2 separate regions of the Homo sapiens genome follow, and region 2 is linked to region 1. A link is a contact called in ENCODE Hi-C data. All regions are on one chromosome and are shown on one strand. The core of a region is the stretch at or near the end of the contact, and the rest is flanking DNA. Distances in the headings are between cores, read along the strand shown.

Evidence for each region. A loop is a pair of places that touch in the nucleus more often than their neighbours do. Pooled maps may share reads with other maps.
Region 2: a loop to region 1 is called in a map of K562, with 10 times the contacts of the local background. The contact joins the enhancer-like site here to the promoter of AKAP19 in region 1. A Hi-C loop is called at or near these places in 2 of 168 maps with a recorded cell type or tissue (HepG2 and K562), 1 of 37 single-sample maps with no recorded cell type and 7 of 50 pooled maps.

The regions. Positions count from the first base shown.
Region 1 is chr2:190,178,372-190,184,532 of GRCh38, forward strand. AKAP19 (A-kinase anchoring protein 19) reads left to right here and starts at 2,492. Exons shown (of 2, transcript NM_001042519.2): 1 at 2,492-2,738. RefSeq lists silencers at 1,848-1,947, 2,218-2,667 and an enhancer at 2,446-3,245.
Region 2 is chr2:190,507,215-190,513,375 of GRCh38, forward strand. It overlaps NEMP2 (nuclear envelope integral membrane protein 2), which reads right to left. Exons shown (of 9, transcript NM_001142645.2): 8 at 3,147-3,323; 9 at 1-2,098. The coding sequence ends at 1,975. Among named protein-coding and RNA genes, the nearest start is that of NEMP2, 24 kb to the right of the region's middle. Within about 2 kb of position 2,709, at least 2 of the 41 ENCODE cell types and tissues checked have a DNase peak (open chromatin) inside an H3K27ac peak, as active enhancers do.

The sequences.
Region 1 (6,161 bases), core at 1,242-3,741:
CACACTGGCCTGGACCTGAGAGAGGCCCCACAGAGAGGAGAGCAGAGAGGGCCACTCACAGAAGGGTGGTGGTGCGGTCTCCCCACCAGCCCCAGGCTTGTCCCTCCTGCTCTACTCTCTCCAGTGCACACCCATGAGGGCAGCCGGGCAGATGGCAGAGGCCACGGGCTAGGTCCTCCCTTAGTCATCCCTGCCAGACCTGACCTGGGTCTCCCCCACCAGCTTGGCCAGCCCTATGATGGCGAAGGAAGGGTCAGGCTCCAGCCTGGCAGGAGCAGCTTGGCTCGGTGTGTAGGCCTCGCTCCCTCATGGCCCGCTTCATCTGTAGACCAAAGGCTGGTCCAATTTGTTCTCAAACTGAGTGAAAGAAATTTTCAAGTTTATGGGTTTCTCTTCTGATGGAGGCCAGAGACTCTCACCCACTTTTTCTTTCCTTCTGACCTGGTAACTGGGAAGTAAAAAACACAAATTTCTAAGTGTCTCCTCTGCCTAGATCACATCAAGAACTGACGCCATCCCCTCAGTGTGGAACCCAGGGGTCTCCTAAGGATGATTCCAGCACTAGGTTGATAGAAGTTTAAAGCTGGGGAAGGAAGAGCACAAGAAAATTACATAACTTAAGTGAAGAACTAGGCCTAAAAGTGGAACCTTGCATTTGAGCATAATTATTTAGCATGGTGTGCCTGAAATATGTAGAACTGAATAATTTGTTTTATGTAAGTATAATCAATTTGTATACATTAAAATTGATACTGGCTGGGTGCGGTGGCTCACACCTGTAATCCCAGCACTTTGGGAAGCCAAGGCGGATGGATCACCTGAGGTCTGGGGTTCGGGATCAGCCTGGCAAACATGGTGAAACCCTGTCTCTACTAAAAATACAAAAATTAGCCTGGCATGGTGGCAGGCGCCTGTAATCTCAGCCACTCAGGAGCTGAGGCAGGAGAATCGCTTGAACCTGGGAGGTGGGGGTTGCAGTGAGCCAAGATTGCGCCATTGCACTCCAGCCTGGGCGACAAGAGCAAGACTCCATCTCAAAAAAAAGAAAAAAAAAATGATACTTATCAGAAAAATCAATTAATATAGGTATACTTACATTCTATGATTGTCAGGATGTACCAACTCCAATCCCATTAATCATACTAGCATGAAGAAAAATTACATTTCTGGGCCACTGGGTTTGTATATAACCTTAGCTAATTTAAGCCTGGATAAAAATAAGAATGCTTGATTCATTTAAAATCTGAGATTCTGGGATAGATTTTTGTGTAACTTAAACTTCTCAACTCTTCTGCAATCTAGGTTTATTTTTTACTATAATGTACCTTCAAAGAGCTAAGTCTCAGTTTATAGATTGTTAGTTTTTTAAGTTCCACTCTCTTTCGTTGTACTGCTGAACTCTGGGCCTCTGTGTCCTCATCTGTAATGTGGAGTCAAAATTATCACTAAGGTCCCTTCAAGCATGAATTTCGCATTGACTAATCCGTTGTAGAACACAAGGAAAATAATGGTTCTTTTGTAGTTCTCTTGGGACTTTTACTATTGCTAGAAATCATGCTGGGCAGATGCAGGCATCACATGGACTGTGCGGGGAAGTGTAACTCAATAATGGCCATGTTTTGAGGCAGTGGTATTCAATGCTTTAAAGAGTGAGAAAATGGCCTTTAGAGATACTTTGTTTGAAAGAGAAACACGCTTGGAAAATGTTCTTGAGTATTTCTGTATGGAAAAGTATAAAATGGATATGTCCTTTAAATGTTTAAGTACTTCCAACACTTTTGCTCTGCATACTCATGGTGCAAACGAGGTGGGAAGGGCGGAATCCCTGGCCTAGCTCTGCGAGAGTGGGGTTTCAGGTCAAAGCAGGTCTGGCAGCTCTGCCCGGCCCAAGCGCAGAACCCTTAGCTGGGAAGGCCGCGGCCAGGCTGCGGGGCCCCCTGCAGGCGGGCTCAGTGCCCCGGCCCAGCACCTGTTGTCCCAAGGCAGGCCCCGCGGGGGAGAGGCCTTGGAGGGCAGCGCCCCCTCTCACCAGGGCGGAGCTCAGGAGAGTTCGCAGCCCAGGGGGCCGAGACCAGGGGCAGGGCCAGCGAAATGCCTCGCTGGCTCTTACTTTCATTGACCTCTGCGATGCCTCGCTGGCTTCTGCTTTCATTGACCTTTGCGGGTCTGTTCCCGCTGCGGCGCCGGCAGCTGCTTGGTAGTTGCGGGGGGCGTGAGGGCGGTGGCCCAGACCAACCGGCTGGCAGCCCAGCTCCGCTCCGCCCGCCCCTGCCTCGGACCCTGCGCCTGAGGAAGTATCGAGGCAACCCTCTGCCACCCGAAGTTCGTGGGTCGCTCCCAGAGGGCGCGCCCTGGAGCCGAGCGCCCTTGGGCGGCCATCTGGAGGCCAGGTGCGGGCCGCGAACCCGCGAGGAGCGCGCGGCGGGCGCGGCGGCGACGGCAGGAGGAGGGGCCGGGAGCCCGGGCGCCGCCGAAGGACGCCCCGTCCTCCACATGCTGCCACTTGGCTGAGCCGGGCGCCGGCGAGAAGGCGGCGCCGCTGCCCTGGCAGCTGGACTGCACTTTGCCCCCGCCCGGCCTCAGCTGCCGCCCGCCCAGACGCCAGCAAGCCCCCCTCCCACGACAGGGCTGCTCCGGGAGCTTCGGAGACCCGCCCCGGGCCTGAGCGCAGGCTGCCTCCGGGACCCCACGGCTGTCCGGACGTGCCATGGGCGCGCAGCTGCCGGGCAACGTGTTGTGTAAGTGAACATCTGGGAGGTGGGTGACTGGTGAAGGGCGGGTGTCTGTCGGTCTTTGCTTGTCAGCTGTGCCTTTTAGATTTTTCAATGGCAGAAACCCATGAGTTACAGGAGGCTTTAATTAAACGAGACCGTTCTCAGCCAGCTGCCGTGGATAGAGCCTCACATCTCCGTCCCCTAATCGAGAAGAGTTAGCCCCTACCCCTTCAATTTTGTTCTGGGCTTCCCAGTGAAAGGTATCTCATTATGAGTTGCAATTCCACCCTGCTGCCTACCTGAAGAGTGAGTGAAGATTTTCAGGTAAGAGATTTGCCCGTGAACATTGCATTGATATGCCAAGCTGTCAGGCTTGTGCTCTGAATGGCATATCATGAGCAAAGTATTAGCTCTCGTGCTCTTTGGAGCTGTGGGAGGCTGAATATTGAGGTGAAATGATGCAAATAAGAAATTAAGAGGAGTAGACGGGTAAGATCCTTTAGCCATGAGTTAAGGGGTCAAAGAAGCAAAGCGGAACAATTGGAGTTGTCTCTCTTGTCTCTGGTCTGACACCAGCCCTTCCCCTATCCTTTAGGGAATTAGGTTAACATAAAATTGTAAACTAGTAAATGTTCTTATCAAAGACCATCTTTTTAGGATCTAGTGTATGTGGCAGCTCTCTCAGGGAAATTTTTAGATAAGAATTCGGAGGAATAGGGAATCTACTTTTATTATGACAAAGTATAAATCAAACCAAGATCAACAGTTGGCTATTCCTTTTTCCCTTTGGATGAGGCTGTTTTCAAACACCTAACATGGCTATCATAAATAGATGGCAAATAACATTATTTAGGCATTCTGCTTTCAAGCAGAATGGTCTGGAAGAATAATTTCAGTTTTTAATTTTGTTTTGCCATTAAACAAAAATTATAATCATTACTTATTTAGGTCCACACAATGTTGTAACAAAAGGATGCTTTAAAATTGTAGACCAACCTCCAATCCATTTTATTATCTCCTCTGTAGCACTCCTGACAGGCCAGCCACATTTTGATTGAACACTTCAGTGACAGGAAGCTCATTACATTTTGACGGGTTCCTCCTTTTCTGTTGTTAGCAAGGCCTTGTTTACGCTGAACTGACAATCACTTAGGAAGCAGTACCTGTTTCTCATTAGTCCTACCTGGCCAATAGCGCTCCAACTGTGAACTTAGAAACAAGATTTTTCTGCAAAAAGGATCTGAAACTTTAGTCAGTCTGAAAAGGGTCCATGACCCAAAAATAGTTAAGAAATGAAAGGTCTAAAGTGATACAAAATAATATTTTTGTCTCCTTTGCTTGACAGCCTTTCAGATCCCTGAGCCTCAGTTTCTCATCTGTAAAATGGGAATAATATACTTTGTCTAACCCTAGGGTTACTGTGAGGATTAAATTAATAATATTAATAAAGTACTTAGTAGAGGTGCCTAGGAGTCAGTAAATGTTAGTTATCTTCAATAAATACTAGTTTTTATGTTTCCTTCCTTACCTAAGACCCCTCTCTGTGCTAAAGATCCTTAGCCCAAAATTGAATTCAATAAGTCAGTTTAACCCAAACAGTGCAGGGTGCAATGAGCTGCCATCTTCAAATAAAATAATCTATTGCTTAATTGGCATTTGTAGTAAATACTCAGAAGTTGACTAAAAACCTCACCTCCATACCCCGTGTGCTTTGCTGTCAAGCAAAGGAGACAAAAATAAAGGTAGGCTTTATTAATTTTTAAATTATGCAGTTAAGCATTTCTTGAATCTGAATTTCTTTTTTCTCTTGGCTTGTATTACTTAAAGCCTCTGTATGGTTTGCAGTTTGTTAGATAGACGTTTTAATCTTATGTCATTCATCATGTTAATTCTACTTTTCAGTTTTGTGTCACCTACACATTTGCTGAGTTTATTCACCAGACATTCAAGTCACTGATAATAGATAGGACAAGTCCTTTTACTGTGACCGTGGTACCTCTAGAAACCTGTGGCACAGTAGGAATGGTCCTGGATTTTTGGAGGCTGGTTTTGGAGTCTGGCCCTGATACCTATTAGCTTTGTGACCTTGAGAAACTTCAGTATCAATAAAATGAGGTAACATCTGCCTTTCAGGGTGGTTGTTAAAATTCAAAGTATTGAAAGTGCCAAGTACGATAATGGCTGGAAATCTAGTTGGCCTTCAGTAGATTTTGCTTGAACTAATGAATTCGCTGGACTCAGCCCTTTCTTATCAAACTATTCTAGTCCATAGAGCAGTCTTCTCCATAAGGACATTATGAGAAAAATGTCTTGCTGAAAAGTAAAGATCTTGCATATTCCCTGATCTACCACAAAAGTAAATAACATTAGTTTAAAAATGAATGATTCTTAGCAAATTGTTAGTTCCTAGAAATCCGCAGTCTTTTCCTCCACCCCTCATTTTTCCTTGTTTAATGTTTAAGTTTCGAATTTTGCCAGAGATAGATGTCAAACTATTAGTCTGTAAAGTCTAGGAATTCTAATTCTTTCTTTTAATTTTGAATATTAAAAATAAAAACACTGGGGGAAAAAAGTTCTGTTTGAATCTCTAGTCTCTTGAGACTGCCCTTCTTCTCCATGTTTTTATAGAGGTTGTCAGAATAGTTCTGTGCTGACATCTGCAGGTTCTTTTGGTACCCTGGAATATAATTCACCAGAATGTGAAGGCATGGACTATTTTAAAATGACCTCTTCTGCTTGCACCTTAGTTCTCTCTTAGTGAGGTTTCCATACTTTCCAGCTTGAAAATCATTTGCTTTTAAGGGAGCAAAATGTTGCTGAGCAGTTTTGTTTTCTTTCTCATTAGAATACGCTATCTATCCTTGGATTTGAGAATTTTAAAATGAGCCTTTCTTACTATACTTTCCATATAGTAAGTATACTATGCACAACATGCACTAAGTCGGTGGTTGAGAAGTAGAACCACTCATGGTGTTATAATGTTAAAAGTTTTGGCAGTAGTAAATAACTCTAATCAGTATCTCACATGGGAAGAGCCTTGTATTTTAAGAATGAATTTATTCCTTGTAAGTTAAAAGTTGTGAAATTAAGAGTGTTTCACAAGGGGCTGAAGGTAACATAAATTAGTGAAGCTGAATGGGAGGGAGTAACAGATATGTGACCCAAAGAGTGAATGCCTAGCTTAGAAATATTCTAATTCAGAACAGTTTCAACACTGCATTGGCCCAACAAAACACTGGCCCAAACACTACTGCAAGTTTGTAGTCTTTGCATGTAAACAGCCTGCAAGAGGCAGAACTATGTAAATTTCACTGTGTTCTTCCCAACATCTAACATACTATAGGCACATGGATAGTTGATAAATAGGAAAACTTTAGTAAGCATTCATTAATCGCCTTGATGTAGAGAACTGTTCTGTACAAAATAAAGAAAAAAATAACTCCTGCC
Region 2 (6,161 bases), core at 1,459-3,958, 330 kb after region 1:
TGGAAAACAATATCCTCAAGGACTGCTGTTGTTCTTCTCTCTTTGGCTGTTTTTACTGTGATGGTTACACCTGGCTAGCTGCCCATGAAGAGCTGCTTCCTTCCCTCAGCAGTACCTCTTCCCCCTGGCCCAGCGGCTGTCCTGGCTGGGATGTACCTGGCAGCCCCAGCAGATTGTTCATGTGTTATTTACTCATACGCATACGTTGTAGCACACAAACTGCTTCTTAGGAGACGAACTTGGTGAGCACAGGCACTGATACATCTGATACATTTATATCACCAATAAATATAATTTAAAAAAACAGATTAAACCATAAGAAAAATATTCAAACTTCTATTTACTCATAAAATAGTTACCATAAATCTGAATGGAAAATATATCCTTTGGTTTTTTAAAAATCCAAGTCTATATAAAGGCAGATTAACTTTAGTGGATATTACAAAAAAAAAAGTTCCCAGTATGAAAAGATGTCTGGCAAAAACAGACCTGTAAATACTTCAAAGAGGAACTATCATTTGAAAATCAATCTAGGAAGTTCCAGATGGATAGTCATGCTCTTTTTTCATGATTTAGAAAAACTACTTAATTTGGCTCAGGAAAGCAGCAGTGCCAAAATTCTGTCTATCCTTCGCCCATAACCTTTGTCCTGATAAAAAGATTATTTTTATGATCCCATCACAGGAAAAAAAGCCTGATTTTGATTCTCAGAATCAACTTAGCAACATCTTAACCCTGAGATTGTCTTGCCATGTTCAAATCTTTCCTCAGATCTATGTTTTGGCCTTCTTTCCTCAGGGTCAAAGCTCATAGCCCCTCATTTCAATCTGGAGTTTAATATCATGAATCAAGAAAAAAAATCATTTTATAAGAAATTGTTACAAACACCTATAGCTAAACAATTTTTTAAATGGATCAGTCAATTCAAAATATCACAAGAGCTTAAGTGCCTTCAATTTCAAAATACAAAAAAAGTAATCATAGTATCTAATCCTTACGTATGTATATAAAAATCTTACGTATGTATAAAAAACTTTAAAATGTCTTCAGAAACATTTCCCTTTATCACAGTTAAATAGCAAGTTGGCCATTATTGAAAAATAAAAAGTAAAGCCACCAACATTGTGAGGCCCATGGCTGTAGGGAGATGGCTCCTAAGCTTGCACCTGAAGATCTTGTCTACCTGAGTCAAAGGATACATCAGGGCTGGATTTCTACCAGTGCTGCATCTCAGTGTGGTCTTGCACAAGTTATTTAACCTCTCATGAGCTCAGTTCCACCACCATTAGCATTTTCCAAACGTGTTCCAAGGAATATTAATCTCATGAAAAAGAGTTCTGTGGTCAAATTAAGCAAGAAACTGCAGCACACAATTTCTCCCCTTTGGGAGATTCACAGTGCACACGAGCATTATGAATGCCTCTGAGAGATACTGAAATACATTAGTTTAACTTTATATCAATCTTAGTTGACCTCAGAATACCTTTATTGACCAACACTTGGTAGTAGCCTGTGAGCTGTACTTTGGAAAACACTGGTCCAGCATGTCTCAGGTCTCTTTAAGGACTTATACTGACGAACTATAGGAAGAGTATTGCAGAGTCTTCTGACACAGGTTCAGGGGATTAAGACCAGATTTAGTGCCCTGGTGTCGACAAAGCACCTGTTCATGCTTACTAGCCCCTTAAGAACAACGCCATTCCCCTGTTCCTAATGAAAGCCTTCATTCAAGGTAAGTGGTAGTGGCTGTCACAGAATTTTGGTATCCACCTACAGTACAATAAGTAGCAGAAGTCACCAAGAATGCTAAGTTATCTTCAAAATGGGTTGGTTTCCCTTTCCAGACTGACTTGTTTTTCTCCACAGCAAATGTTTTTGCCACCGTTCACTAGAACAGTTCTGCCTAACTTTAATAGAATCCCTGCCCTTTGCCCACTTCCTTGTCCAGAATGAAGTCAACTTGAAGGTCGCATGTCAGGCAGTACTCGGGTTAAAGAGCTGCTCTTCCAAGAAGGCACCCCCAAGGCCATACTGCTCTTCATGCAGACTGATTTCTTCAGGTGACAAGTGGCTTCCTCCAAGAACAAAGTCTGCAAATCTAACAAGTTTTTTGTTTTAAATAAAGTTAATGTTATCTCAGGAAGGTTTATTTGAAAGATAACATGTTCCCTTGCTATTTATCCCCTTTAATTAAATTTGACTTTGCATCAATACAGGGTGGCATTTACACAGTGGGTGTAAAAATGGGAATGGCTTATGTGATCCCTCTAAAAACAGCTATTCATGGAAAGGGCAGAGAATTAGGGCAGATATATAAGCACTAAGTAAGCCAAATGTACTCACTCCTGTTTTCTAATTCCTTCTTGTCTCTATTTTTTATTAGTTTGAATTTATTATTATTCATTATTTTGTTTCAAATACTTCCCCCTTCCATCTTTAATTTGAGGGCACTGTTATTTGGATAAAGTTATGAGGAAGAGAAAGCAATAAGGAAAAATTTTGGGACAGACGTCTTTCTTAGTGAACTTTAAAAATGATTTTCCAGCTGGGTGCGGTGGCTCATGCCTGTAATCCCAGCACTTTGGGAGGCCAAGGCAGGCAGATCACGAGGTCAGGAGTTAGAGACCAGCCTGACCAACATGGTGAAACCCCATCTCTACTGAAAATACAAAAATTAGCCGGGCATGGTGGCGCCCGCGCCTTGTAATCCCAGCTACTCAAGTGGCTGAGGCAGGAGAATTGCTTGAACCTGGCAGGCGGAGGTTGCAATGAGCTGAGATTGCACCATTGCACTCCAGCCTGGGTGACAGAGCAAGACTCCATCTAAAACAAAACAAAACAAAAAAGATTTTCCCCACCAATAGGGTGAGAAGCAGGTCACACATCCTATTCCACCTTCCCTTCGCATAGGGAAGTTATCTTTATAGCCTTCCCTATAAAACATCAGATAAATATTTATTCTGACATCAGCAGTTCTACTGTGCAAAGTCACAGTACTGAGAAAAGGGACCTCTGACAACTTCCACATCATCTGTTATCCAGGGAAACAGTCTATTTCTACCCTGAAGTGCCTGTACCAAACCATCATATTATTTTTTAAATCATTCTGAACTAAACTATGGTCCGAGCAGCAGAGCGGGACTTACTTGCTAGGAGTGTGGAGTCTGGAGACGACCAGCCATGAGGGAAAGTCGGGTTTTCGGCAGGCCCGGCGTAGCTCCTCCAGAGCACTGTTCGTTTCAGCATCAGCTTGCTCCCTGTACTCGTCTTCCGTAAGATATTTCACCACCAGCTCTTTTGATGTAAACCACTGCTCCATTTTCCTAAAACATGGCATGTGGTTGCAGGATTACTTCCTAATTCAATCCTTAAGATTTACAAAAATAGGCCAGGCTCGGTGGCTCACGCCTGTAATCCAGCATTTTGGGAGGCCTGGGGAGGCGGATCACGAGGTCAGGAGATTGAGACGGTCCTGGCTAACAAGGTGAAACACTGTCTCTACTAAAAATATAAAAAATTAGCTGAGCATGGTGGTGGTCGCCTGTAGTCCCAGCTACTTGGGAGGCTGAGGCAGGAGAATGGCGTGAACCTGGGAGGCAGAGGTTGCAGTAAGCCGAGATCGCGCCACTGCACTCCAGCCTGGGCGACAGAGGGAGACTCCGTCTCAAAAAAAAAAAAAAAAGATTTACAAAAATACATTTCTTAGATGGTAACAGTAATAATACTTCTTAACTTCCTCTATATCATATCTATACTTTTTTATTGCTGTTATCATGACTGAGGTATAGAGAACATGTAGTTTGGGCCTAATAGTGTATTTCCCCATTTCCTGGACTATCATAAATAATGTCCTAAGGTATTTGAGAATCAATTTCTGATACAGATGTTAATTGTATTTTTCTTCCTCGGTGATTTCTAATCACAGAGGCAATTAAAAGCTTGTTTTGTTTTGTTTTTTTATGCTTGGCCTGTTGATTTTCTTGGGCACTAATAGAAGCAAGCTTTTGAGATGTCCTTTTATGCAGACCCTCTAGAACACTGACCATTTACTCTCCACACCAAGAACCTGGGAGGATTTGTGGGATATCACTTCCACCTAGTGGTGGTGATTCTAATCCTAGAGAGAAAGAGCAAATATTGTACAAAATTTATAGTAATTTTTCCTGTATTACATGACGAGTGGATCATGATTAGAACTTTCTTTTTCCAACCAAGAAAATCCTAAATCTCATAAAATGTAGGAATCTAAAAATTTAGGAATCTAAGACTCTCATAAAAATAGTAACAATAATAAGGTTTTTAAAACATTTGTTTTATTTATTTTTTAAATTAAATTTAATTTTTTTTTTTTTTTTTTTGAGCCAGAGTCTCGCTCTGTTGCCCAGGCTGGAGTGCCGTGGCACAATCTCAGCTCACTGCAATGTCCACCTCTGGGATTCAAGCAATTCTCCTGCCTCACCCTCCTGAGTAGCTGGGATTACAGACGCACGCCACCACGCCCGGCTAATTTGTGTATTTTTTAGTAGAGATGGGGTTTCACCATGTTGGTCAGGCTGGTCTCAAACTCTTGACCTCATGATCCATCCACCTCAGCCTCCCAAACTGCTGGGATTACAGGCATGAGCCACTGCGCCCGGCCTAAAACATTTGTTTTATTTATAATGAGTTTTTAAAAATATTTTGAGGTGGTTTTAAATTTAACCAGAGATTTTGAAATATAAATGAGCATCAGAATTATTAGGATATATTTATATAATATATATTTAAGTATATATATATTTTTTCTTGAGGGTTAGGATTGATAAATCTATTATCTTTTAAAGATCTTATAGTTGATGAGCTAGATCAAGGAAACAGTGATATAATCTCCTTCTGCTTTTCTGAATACCTGTGCATGGTTTCCCTGAAGGAAAAACCCTGGATGCTAAGCCAGAAGACCTGGACATAGTCCTGGCTTTGAGATTTATTCACTATATGAACTTGGGGAATTCCTTAACAGTTCAGAGCCTCACTTTGCTCATATGAAAAAAATTAAAATGAAAGCAATAATATCTCCCTCATCTACTTCATAGGTCACTGTACAGGTTAAATGAGATATTTTGTGTAGGGTTCTTAGCACTGTAAGTGGCCTATAGTAGGTGTTCAATAAGGATAATCAAAAGAGTAGTTACCATATACTATTAAAATATAAGTAAACAGCTCTTTGCAACTAGAAAGTACTATACAAAATAAAGGTATTATTTCTCTGGTGTGTTATTTAACCTATAAGTTCCTGTTTCATCCCCTAATTCTTTATATAATTATTCACTAGCAAAATTTTAAGTTGAGGAAGTTATAGTACATTTTGATTATTATAGAACACAGCTAGTGCACAAAAGAACCATTGTGCAGAACACACTCTGCTCTTGGCAGGGAGCTGGATGGTTAAAGGGAAGGAAGAAGGAACTCTATCCTGAGTTCCTCAGGCCACAAGCCTGGCAAAGGGCCAGGGACCTGGAAGATGTTGGGGGACCAGCCTCACTGACAAAAGACCTCTGGTGTTCCGAGTCACTGTTTGCCTCGGGCAGATGGGGCAAAGAGAGACCCAGTCAGCATCAACCCTCCAACCCTGCCCTGCTGCCTTTCAGCCCCGCCAGCATCTTCTGTGCGGGCTCCCTGTCCTGTCAATGGTGCAATTTTAACCCTGTGATATTGCCACACACACACACAGTCACCAGTTCCATAAACTACCAGTCACCATAGTGTCCTTCCTCACAGCCAATTTTACCTCTTGAACATTTATTCACTCCCTCTTCTAGCCTTGGTCTCATGGTCCTACCCTAGGCCCTCATCAGCTCTCGCCTGGACCACTGTGATGTCTGATAACTGTTCTCCTGCCACAGGGGCCTCCCCTTTATATCCACCTGCTGTGCCAGAAGACAGATGGGCCACATCCCACCAGCCAATGAGTATTTATGGTCTCTGGTGTGATTTTTGTTTGTTCAATGTATTTTTATTTTTAATTATTTTTACTTTTAAATGCCAACATTTAAAAATCCTGAGATTTCACATTCTAATCGTAATTCCCATTTCCAATTTTTCTAGAAAACCAGCAGATCTGGCAATACAGGACTCATATTCCCACACATGAGCAATCAGCTCAAGCTGAGTGGTAACAGCCC